3 separate regions of the Homo sapiens genome follow, and all the other regions are linked to region 2. Evidence: chromatin contacts called from ENCODE Hi-C or POLR2A ChIA-PET data. All regions are on one chromosome and are shown on one strand. The core of a region is the stretch at or near the end of the contact, and the rest is flanking DNA. Distances in the headings are between cores, read along the strand shown. Region 1 has its middle 28 kb from the start of LINC02977. Region 2 holds the start of PTBP3 (polypyrimidine tract binding protein 3). Region 3 has its middle 53 kb from the start of LINC02977.

Evidence for each region. A loop is a pair of places that touch in the nucleus more often than their neighbours do. ChIA-PET counts read pairs that join two places held with the same protein, here RNA polymerase II (POLR2A). Pooled maps may share reads with other maps.
Region 1: a map with no recorded cell type shows a loop between it and region 2 (2.1-fold over the local background). The contact joins the enhancer-like site here to the promoter of PTBP3 in region 2. A Hi-C loop is called at or near these places in 1 of 168 maps with a recorded cell type or tissue (K562), 2 of 37 single-sample maps with no recorded cell type and 2 of 50 pooled maps. POLR2A ChIA-PET finds 5 or more read pairs at or near these places in 4 of 52 experiments (CD4-positive, alpha-beta T cell, activated B cell, activated T-cell and 1 more).
Region 3: a map with no recorded cell type shows a loop between it and region 2 (8-fold over the local background). The contact joins the enhancer-like site here to the promoter of PTBP3 in region 2. A Hi-C loop is called at or near these places in 7 of 37 single-sample maps with no recorded cell type and 10 of 50 pooled maps. POLR2A ChIA-PET finds 5 or more read pairs at or near these places in 3 of 52 experiments (CD4-positive, alpha-beta T cell, CD8-positive, alpha-beta T cell and activated B cell).

Annotation. Positions count from the first base shown.
Region 1 is chr9:112,010,992-112,014,049 of GRCh38, reverse strand. No RefSeq gene overlaps it. Among named protein-coding and RNA genes, the nearest start is that of LINC02977, 28 kb to the left of the region's middle. RefSeq lists enhancers at 1,090-1,329, 1,370-1,419, 1,660-1,799, 1,910-1,959. Within about 2 kb of position 1,514, at least 30 of the 41 ENCODE cell types and tissues checked have a DNase peak (open chromatin) inside an H3K27ac peak, as active enhancers do.
Region 2 is chr9:112,331,662-112,334,972 of GRCh38, reverse strand. PTBP3 (polypyrimidine tract binding protein 3) reads left to right here and starts at 1,354. Exons shown (of 14, transcript NM_001163788.4): 1 at 1,354-1,503. RefSeq lists an enhancer at 310-1,280 and silencers at 1,030-1,349, 1,500-1,989.
Region 3 is chr9:111,985,494-111,988,730 of GRCh38, reverse strand. No RefSeq gene overlaps it. Among named protein-coding and RNA genes, the nearest start is that of LINC02977, 53 kb to the left of the region's middle. RefSeq lists an enhancer at 3,113-3,237. Within about 2 kb of position 1,915, at least 4 of the 41 ENCODE cell types and tissues checked have a DNase peak (open chromatin) inside an H3K27ac peak, as active enhancers do.

The DNA.
Region 1 (3,058 bases), core at 265-2,764, 320 kb after region 2:
ACCTGTAATCCCAGCTAGTCGGGAGGCTGAGGCGGGAGAATCGCTTGAACCCAGAAGGCAGAGGTTTCAGTGAGCCGAGATCACGCCACTGCACTCCAGTCTGGGCAACAGAGTGAAGCTCTGTCTCAAAAAACAAACAAACAAACAAAACAAAACAAACAGAAAAACCCTTATATTGAGTATTAGGATCTGTTTCTGGGCTAATTTGTCTCTCCTATTAATCTCTGCCAAATCCTGTGTGTTCAACTTTGATTTTATTCTTATAGTTTTATGATATTGTATGAAACTATATCCCATAGTTCTATAATTTTATAATTTTAATAGAGAGCAGAGCTAGTTTTCCCTGTTGGGCTTTTAGTTTTCAAAATTGTTTAGCTATTTGAAGCAGAATTCAGACTGACTCCTTCTATACCATCCAAATCCCTCTCCTCTTCCTCACTAGGGGCTGAAGAAGCTGAACACTCAAGTTCCCAATCTCCTTTGTTGCTCTGGGCAGACAGAAAGTACAGTTCCAGTTAATTAAGCAGAAGTGAGGTCTACTAGGGGAGTTTCTGGGAAAGTTTTTACTTCGCTGATACCGTGAACAACTGTGGCTGTTCCTTCTTTTTCCCCCTCTTTCTGTCTTGAAAGCAGATGTATGCTAACCATCTTGAACTTAAGAACCATTTTGTCAAGTTAAAAAAAAAAGTGAAGGCCGGGTATGGTGGCTCATACCTGTAATCCTAGTGCTTTGGAAGGCCAAGGTGGAAGGATTGCTGGAGCCCAGGAGCTGCAGGCTGGAGTGAGTTATGACTGCACCATTGCACTCCAGCCTGGGTGACAGAGCAAGATCCTGTCTCTAAAAAAAAAAAAAAAAAGAAATTAAGTCAGTTAAGCCAGGCGGCTTTGTACAGCTCTGTGGAATGACAGAACTTATAAAATGTCCTTTCTCTAGAGCTGTGGGGAAAATGAGGCAAATACTGTATGGGCAACCTCCTGAATGTGTTTCATTTATTCATCTATAATAGCAGGGCTTGGATAAATCTTTCCTATATGCTATGTGTGGGGCTAAGAAATGACCTTATTGTCAAAGGTTGATGAATGCACAGATACAGGGTAAGAAGCCAATCTGGAATGATGGTTTCCATTTTCCACTTGAGAGTTTAAGCCTGGGCAGCAGATACCTGCTCTGTGAACTCTTTACATGAGCAACTTCCCAGCACAAATTGTTCTCATTTCCCAGGCTCACATGTCCACCAGTCCCTACTTTCTGAGGATGACTTTTTCTGTCTCAGATTCCCTTGTGTAGGGAACATTCTCTTCCAGTGAACCTGGCTACCCCACTGGAGCTTGTGGCTGTAGGAGACATGCTTGGAGCCAGTTGTTACTACAGGGGCCTGAGATAAGCCAAGGGTACCAGATGACTGTGAATTACAGGCACTGTTGAGTGTGTGCTTTGAGACCAGAAAGAGGAAAGCTTTTTACTCAAAGCAGAAGTAAAACAGGCTTTTGTGGGGGAAGTGGAAATTAGCTGGTAGGAGTTCTTTGTACCACACATATAAAAATAGGAGTGCTCCTGGAGAGGAGTGCAGCTGGCAGGGACCTGTGGTTGGTCAAAGTGATCAGCAACGTTGCTTGCAAGCCAAAACCATGAGTCACCTTCAGTGGAGCCTGGTGTCCTGAATCCAACACTTTCCTTCTTTGTCCCCATAACTGTGACCTCCCTTCAGAGGTTTTCTGAGGAAACTCAAGACCTGTACCCATTGAAATATGGAGGGACAGCCTGACCTCTTAAGCTTAGAATGTTGAGGCCTGAGCTTGCTCTGGGGCTAGAAAGCTCTGATCCTAGGCCGGATAATTTACTGAGTTATTTGTCTTTGTTTTCTTTGTACATTACTCAGCCTTCAGGGCAGGTAGCCAGGACTTTGAGCTTTCAGGGCCCAAAGAAGAAGCCTGCACATCACTTTCCGTCCTGACTTTTTCCTCCTTCACTCTGAGGGATTTGAGCATGCTGCGCTAGGAGAAGAAGTGGTAGAGTGTTTTTGAGAGACACAGTCCTTAAGATTATTCCCCAAGGGAAGGAAAGGATATGCACAGTTTTTAAAATAATGGGGCTCTGTGGCCCACCCTCCATAGAATCTCAGGAAGATGACAGGGTGTCCGGGAGCCATGACTGCATGTTGAGCCTAGAAAGGTCTTTCTGACTCTGGGTATGGAGGCTCTCAGCTCTGGCAAAGATTTCCAGGGGAACAACAGGGATGTCCAACTTCACTCTATAAGCTTGGCCAGCAGGCAACTTGGTGGAAACCTCGTAGATAAGGGGTTGGCCCATAGGTCAAATCTGGGCCGTCGTCTGTTTTTGTATAACCTATGAGCTTAGAATGGTGACATTTTAAAGTGTTTGGGAAAAAAAATCATATTTTATGACCCATGCAATTATATGAAATTCAAATTTCAGTGTCCATAAATAAAGTCTTCCTGGGATACAGTCAAGTTCATTCATTTTCCTACTGTCTACGGCTGCTTTTAAGCAACAATGGTAGAGTTGAGTGGTTGTGACAGAGAGCTGCTTGGATTGCAAAGCCTAAAATATTGACTATCTGTTCTCTACAGAAAAAGTTTGTGGATCTCTGATGTAAACCAATGACCAGACATACCGCATGAATGTTTGGCTTCACATAAACACTCCTGGCCATTAGCTCTGGGACTGGGCATGGGATTTGGAGGTGGGGAAGAGAAGGCAATCCTCTCAACCTCTGAAATTAAATTTCCCACTAGCTGAGCAGAAAGGAAGCTCAGTGTCATGCCTACCATAATTTAAAGTAAGTAAAGCCATATGAACTTTCTGGAACATTCAGGTTTGTGTTGCAAATTGATTCCTATCATGCTTTATCTCATAAGCCTCCCTGGCAAAGACTTTCTATTAGACAATCATGGCTTTTGTTTTACTGGTTCCATTATGGAAGTAACACCCTTAGGTCTCCTCAATCTCAGCGTGTCCAAATCCTACCATTAGAGCCCAACTTAAACATTCTCCCTCCTCTCTGCCCCTAGTAGTCTTGACCTGCTTTTTCGACTT
Region 2 (3,311 bases), core at 105-2,604:
GATTTAATATACAAAACAAAATGTATTTGACATTTTGGAAGGGGACTGAGGTTAGATACAGGACTTTAAGAATTACCTCACCGAATTACTCTACCTATTTGAAAAGTTGTATGTCAAAAATATACATAAACGGACTGAAGAATCCATTCAACAGTGACGGCTGGAACCTGATTTTCTTGTGTATTCATGCAGTGCCCGGCACATAGTAGGTTAATACTGACTGAATGATGAATGAGTCCACAGTTTAGATCTTTTTAGCAGCACCTACTGATCTGAAAGCAGGAAATTAGCAAGGATAGATGTTTGAGGTTCTTGTTAGTTGCTTTTCAAATGACGAAGCCACGGGGAGGAGCCCCGCTCTTTTTTACTCAGTAGGTTAAGAATTTGGCTTAACAGTTTAGGGGGTTACATTTTGGTGATCTGTGAGTTGAAAAAGTACTCAATTTCTCACTAAAAAGGGAAAAAAGCAAGCGTGTTGTCACTCGTTATATTATATATATACTTTTTGCTCAGACCAGAGGGAAGGGCTCTGGTGCAAACGTTTCCTGGTTGTGAAACTGTGAGCAAATCACTCTCTTTGTATATGTATTTTCATCTGAAAAAAGGGAATAATGAGTAAACTTTTAAAAAATGCTGGGAATATAGCCATTCCATGTTTGTACAATGAATTTTTCATATAAATTCAATACTAGACGGTTAGGTCGAAATGCACTCAGATACTTAAATTGTATACAAATTCCAGTCCGGGCAGCCTCTTTCACCTCATTCATCGTCCCAGCCACACCTATGGGGCTGGTGTCGGTCCCAGCGGTCGACTCCAGCGCCGGGCTGCCAGAGGCTGGTCCCTGGACGTGTCATCTACAGCCTCGCGCACCCGGGGCAATTCCACCTCGTTTCTGGGGTCCTTGTGGGACATTCCTTCCTACTCTTGGGAGTCAGGTCCCCATAGCTTTTCCTGCCGGCAGAGGGAGGCATTCAAACCTGGCAGGCCCGGTCTGCGAAGCCGGAAGGCCCGCGGGGCCGCGGGAGGGCGGGCGGGGTGCGCGGCGGAGCGGGAAGCACAAGGCGCGCGCTCCCGCGAACGCAGGAGGGAGGCTGGGGGCGCGCGCGCGCGCCGGGCCGAGGGGCCGAGAGGCGGGGTCTTACAGCGACCGCGGGAAGAGGGCGCCCCAGAGCTGAGCCGGAGGCCGGCTGCCAGCGGGGCGAGGGTGGGCGCGAGCGCAGGGGCGGGCCCCGAGGGAGGGCGGGGACGGTGAGGGGGCGGGGTCGGGCTAGGCGGGGACGCGCTCGCGGGGTGGGGAAGGCGGGGGCGCGGCGGTGGCGGGAGCGTGCCCGGTCCCCGCCCCTGTTCCCACTCTCCTTCCACCTCGGACCGGCCGGGGCTCCGCAGAGCCAAAGCTCGCTTGTCCCCGGAACCGCCCTGCTGCCGCCGCCTGCTTCCTCTGCTCGCGGTTAGCCCGTCAGTCCCTGCTCTGTGCGCGCCTCCATCTGGGCCATGGATGGGTAAGTACTAGGCGGCGCGGCGGCCGCACCGGGTTGCCTTGGCGCCGCTTCCACCCGGCTCTCCGCGGGACGCGTAAGGGCTGGGGAGCAGTGCGCGGCGCCGGCGGCCGGAGGAGCGGCCCCGGCCAAGCCCGACGGCGGGGCTTCCGGGCGTCTCGGTGGGGATCCCGGAATCGCGGAGTTGCCGTCCGCCGCAGGCTCTCCTTTCCCCACGCGGCGCCCCGGACACGTCCGCTGCTTCCTAGCCTTACTCGACACACCCGGGAGCAGAGGAAAGCCCGGTCCGGCCGCGGTGCCGAGGTCCGCCCTCCGCGCCCCGAGTCCGGGGAGCCCAGCTCGGCCTCCCGACACTTCCTCTCAGAAAATGGTGCGCGGCGCTGGGGGAGGCGGAGGCGGCGCGCGGGGCGGGCGTCCTCCTGCCGGGGGAGTTGCTGTTTACCGGCGAGGTGGGGCGAGCGGCCGACGGCGGGTGCACGCGTCGGTACACGTCTGGGCGGCGACCTGGTCGCAAGCCATGGTCCCACGCGGGGTCCCAGGGCCGCCGCGGGACTTGGCCGAGGTCTCCCGACTTGTGCTGTGAGATACGTTAACGCTTTCTCGACACCAGGGGTCTGGACTTAGTGACCATGGACGCTTCCCCCTCACCTTTCTCTCTCCCCAAGAAACTTAATGAATTATCTGCCCGTGTATGTAAAATATGATGTACGAGCGATTTTCGGGGGCATTTCAAATGCTCAAAAATTTAATGGGGGTCCGTGACCAAAATAAAAAGATTTAGAGTCTATGTATATAAACTGTTCTCTGGGGACTCAGGGATATGGGGTGGGACTTGACATATTTTGGTAATTAAAGTAACAACTATGTTAGGATTTTGGTGAATTAATTGAAGGTTGTAGTATCTGTACCTACGGATTAAAAAAAAATCTCCAACTCGGTTTATTCCCATTATGTATTTGAGGTTTTTTTTAGCTTGTTACCTACTTTTGATGACAAGATTTCTGTGAGGTTGTGGAATATATGCAACTTGCTAGAACAGTAAAAGTCGTTCACATGTTGCCATACAGTTGATGATATGCTATTTGAAGATGAAATCTTCCAACAGCTTTTGACCTCATTAGATTTCATTTATTTTAGTTTCACAATATTAAGTGTATATGACATTTCGGATTGATTCATTTGAATGCAGATTGCACACTGCTACAGACATCAAAGTGGAGTTTTAGATTTTATTCATGATTGTGATGTTCTTTATTTTTATTTGATTGAAGCTTCAAAAAATTTCTTAAAATTATAACTTTTTTGGGTACACAGTAGGTGTATATATTTTGGGGGGGAATTGAAGCTGTTTTTATTGTTTGATTGAAGTTTCTTCGAGAACATTGTTGAAAACTTATTTCACATTACCTTATTCAGTTGCATTTTATATGTTGAAAAATTTTGTGGTCGTAAAGATTTGTGTCACTAATATTTTGGTTCAGGCAGGCTGTGAATTTAGCATTTCATTATGTGTAGTTAATTGTCTGGAAGGTTTGACTTAAATAATGGAAGCAGGCTATTTTTTTGTGTCGTAAAATGTATAGTTATAATAAAGAGGACTCTTGAATTTTGCGTCTTTGCTGTTAAACTGTAGGATAACTGTGAAGTGCAAACTTACTTTTTGATAGTGTTTAAGAAGTTTACTCTCCCTTCACGCTATTTGTGGTTTTAAAGGTAGTAATGGGTTTATTGGTTTGAATATGCAAGGCAGTTATACAGATACTGACTGGAAGGTAAGTTCATTTGGAAGTTCAAGTCGGAGCATGATTTGC
Region 3 (3,237 bases), core at 666-3,165, 350 kb after region 2:
AAAATAAGGATATGAGACATGGCAGGTTTTGCCACTTAGGCTTAACAGGCCTCAGCTGTGGCCTGAAAATAAGCTACTGTGGGTTTTGTGTGGACCAGGGGCTTCTTTTTCTCACATTCGTTTGGTACTGGTGGCTGCCAAATGGGAACTGTGAAATGTCAGGGACAGTTGGTGGCAACGGGAAAGCAGGCCTGAGCCAGATGGCCCTTCCTTCATGATCTTGTGTCACTCAGCTGCCTGAACTGGGGACCTAGTCAACCCAAGGCTGGGGTCAGTCTTTTTGCTAAACGAGAGATCTCCAGGGCTTACTGAAGAGCCTAAGAAGTCTTAGGTCCAGACTGAGGGCAGGTAGGGGCGCAGAGTAGAAAGAGGATGGAGGTAAAGAGAGGAGTGATGGATGATGGCGGTGGAGAGTTCACCTCTCTTGTGGTTGAGCGTTCAGTGGCCTGGTTAGAATTGCCGTCTCTCAAGCATACTAAAGTTTGGCATGAGCCATTCTGGGGCCAGAACTGCATGAATATTCCTGAGGGTTTCTGGCCTTCTCTTCAGAAGCTAGAAGGGTGACGCTAGGTTTGTGAAGGAGCAGGGAGAGGCCATTCTGAGCAGGGCCTCTTTCACGTGCAATGTGGGTGAGAGCTTCTGCCATGCCTTCCGTTGTGAAGGGCCTTGAGTCTCTATAGCTAAACGATTCATCATTGGCCAGGTGCAGTGGCTTACGCCTGTAATCCCAGCACTTTGGGAGGCCAAGGTGGGCTGATCACTTGAGGTCAGGAGTTCGAGACCAGCCTGGCCAACATGGCAAAACCCTGTCTCTACTAAAAATATAAAAAATTAGCCAGGCATGGTAGTACATGCCTGTAATCCCAGCTACTCAGCAGGCTGAGGCAGGAGAATCACTTGAGCCCGGGAGGCAGAGGTTGCCAGTGAGCCTAGATCGTGCCATTGCACTCCAGTCTGGGCAAAAAGAGTGAAACTCCATCTAAAAAAAAAAAAAAAGGAAAAGAAAGACAGGACAACAGAATTATGACTGAGATGGAATATTCCACTCACCAAGTGGGTGAGGGCTCTGTGCAAATTTCTCTCTCTTTTTTTTGAGACAGTCTCTCTGTCGCCCAGGCTGGAGTGCAGGGGCACAATCTTGGCTCACTGCAACCTCCACCTCCCCGGTTCAAGCGATTATCTTGCCTCAGCCTCTCGAGTCGCTGGGATTACAGGTGTCCGCTGGCTAATTTTTGTATTTTTAGTAGAGACAGGGTTTCACCGTGTTGGGCAGGCTGGTCTTGAACGCCTGACTTCAAGTGACCCACCTGCCTCGGCTTCCCAAAGTGCTGGGATTACAGGCGTGAGCCACCACACCTGGCTACATTTCTCTTACTTGTAGAAATAAATGTGACATTTTTTAACCTGAGTACAGTGCAGTAAAACTCACATCAGTTATGCTGGTTTCTAAAAACTGCCCATGTTCAGGTGTTCAGAAGGGGGAGCTCTGTGGTCTAACTTGAAGAACCCAATAGAAGGTTCCCATTGCCCCCACATAGCTCCCCTACCACCTCATCTTTGCCTGGCATTTTTGTCATTAGCATTATTCCTGTACTTCAGGTATTTCCTTAAAGAGGAAACCTTTAACCCCCATGACCTGACTGGCATGGCAGACTGCAAGGAGCTGGACCAAGAGCAGTCCTAATTAGGAGACTTTGCTCTTTGTGGTCTCTTTTCTGCATTTGGTAAAACAACCACGTCAGAGGCCAGTTTTGGCTTAACTGCCCCTCAAAGCACATGGTGTGGTGGTGTGCAGCTTCCTTCCGGGGGCCTCTGCCTCCTCTGCACCCCAGAATCTTTTCCTACCACGGAAACTGCTCCTGACCGCTATTGATCTGCATTAGCAAAAGGTGACAGAAGGCCGGGCGCCGCGGCTCATGCCTGTAATCCCAACACTTTGGGAGGCCAAGGCAGGCGGATCTCCTGAGGTCAGGAGTTTGAGACCAGCCTGGCCAACATAGTGAAGCCCCATCTCTACCAAAAATATAAGAAAAATTAGCTTGGTGTGGTGGCAGGTGCCTGTAGTCCCAGCTACTTGGGAGGTTGAGGCAGGAGAATCACTTGAACCCGGGAGGTGGAGGTTGCAATGAGCCGAGATCGCGCCACTGCACTCCAGCCTCTGCAACAGAGCCAGACTCCGTATCAAAAAAAAAAAAAAAAAAAAGTGACACAAGCACAGCGGGTCCCAAGAGTCTCACAGCCTGCCCCTGCCTCCTGACCTCTCCTCCATATTAAGGAGATGGGGAATCCTTCCCAAGTTTCCCGCTTATAATTTCTTGGATAGAGTACTCCTTTTTCAGGAAGTGGAATTGTGAGTTGCTTACTGGAAACTCCCTTCCATTAATCCTTTTTATATCCATAAGCTCAGGCCAAAAATCTCAGTATCATTCCTGATTCCTCCCTTTCTCTCACTCTCCACATTCAGGCCATCAGTGAGGTCAGTCAGTTCCATCTTCATAAGGCATCTCAAACCACAAGGACATACTTTACATAGAAAAAATAAACCTGTGTGTAGTGCATGGGGGCAATTCGCTAGCAGCTTTTCTATTGAAGAAGGCTAAAGAACACAGGAAGTGGAGGTTAAAGGTTTGACTGCGTAGGAACAAAAGTTTAGGTCTCAGGATTTTAAAACGGGGAATAAAGCTGACTTTTAAAATACACAATATTTTCCACTCTTGCTCTGCCACAAGAAAAAAACTTCTTTTTTTTTTTTTTTTGAGATGGAGTCTCACTCTGTTGCCCAGGCTGGAGTGCATTGGTGCGATCTCGGCTCATTGCAACCTCTGCTTCCCAGGTTCAAGCGATTCTCCTGCTTCAGCCTCCCGAGTAGCTGGGATTACAGGCACCCGCCACCACACCCAGCTCATTTTTGTATTTTAGTAGAGATGGGGTTTCATCATGTTGACCAGGCTGGTCTTGAACTCCTGACCTCAAGTGATCCACCCACCTCAGTCTCCCAAAGTGCTGGGATTACGGGTATAAGCCACCTCGCCCAGCCGAGAGAAAAAAAAAAAAAAACTTCCGAGAATTGATATGTGCAGTCTGCACACATATACATCCCAATTTTAGTCAAAAGGCTTGTTGCAGTCAAATCAGACTTCATACAGGCACATAAACTGGAGGGCGGAGTTCAGCCAGGTGGTATCAGTTTCAGGTGACCTGTGAGTTCCCTGGAGGCAGAGTGGTTGAGGTCATATG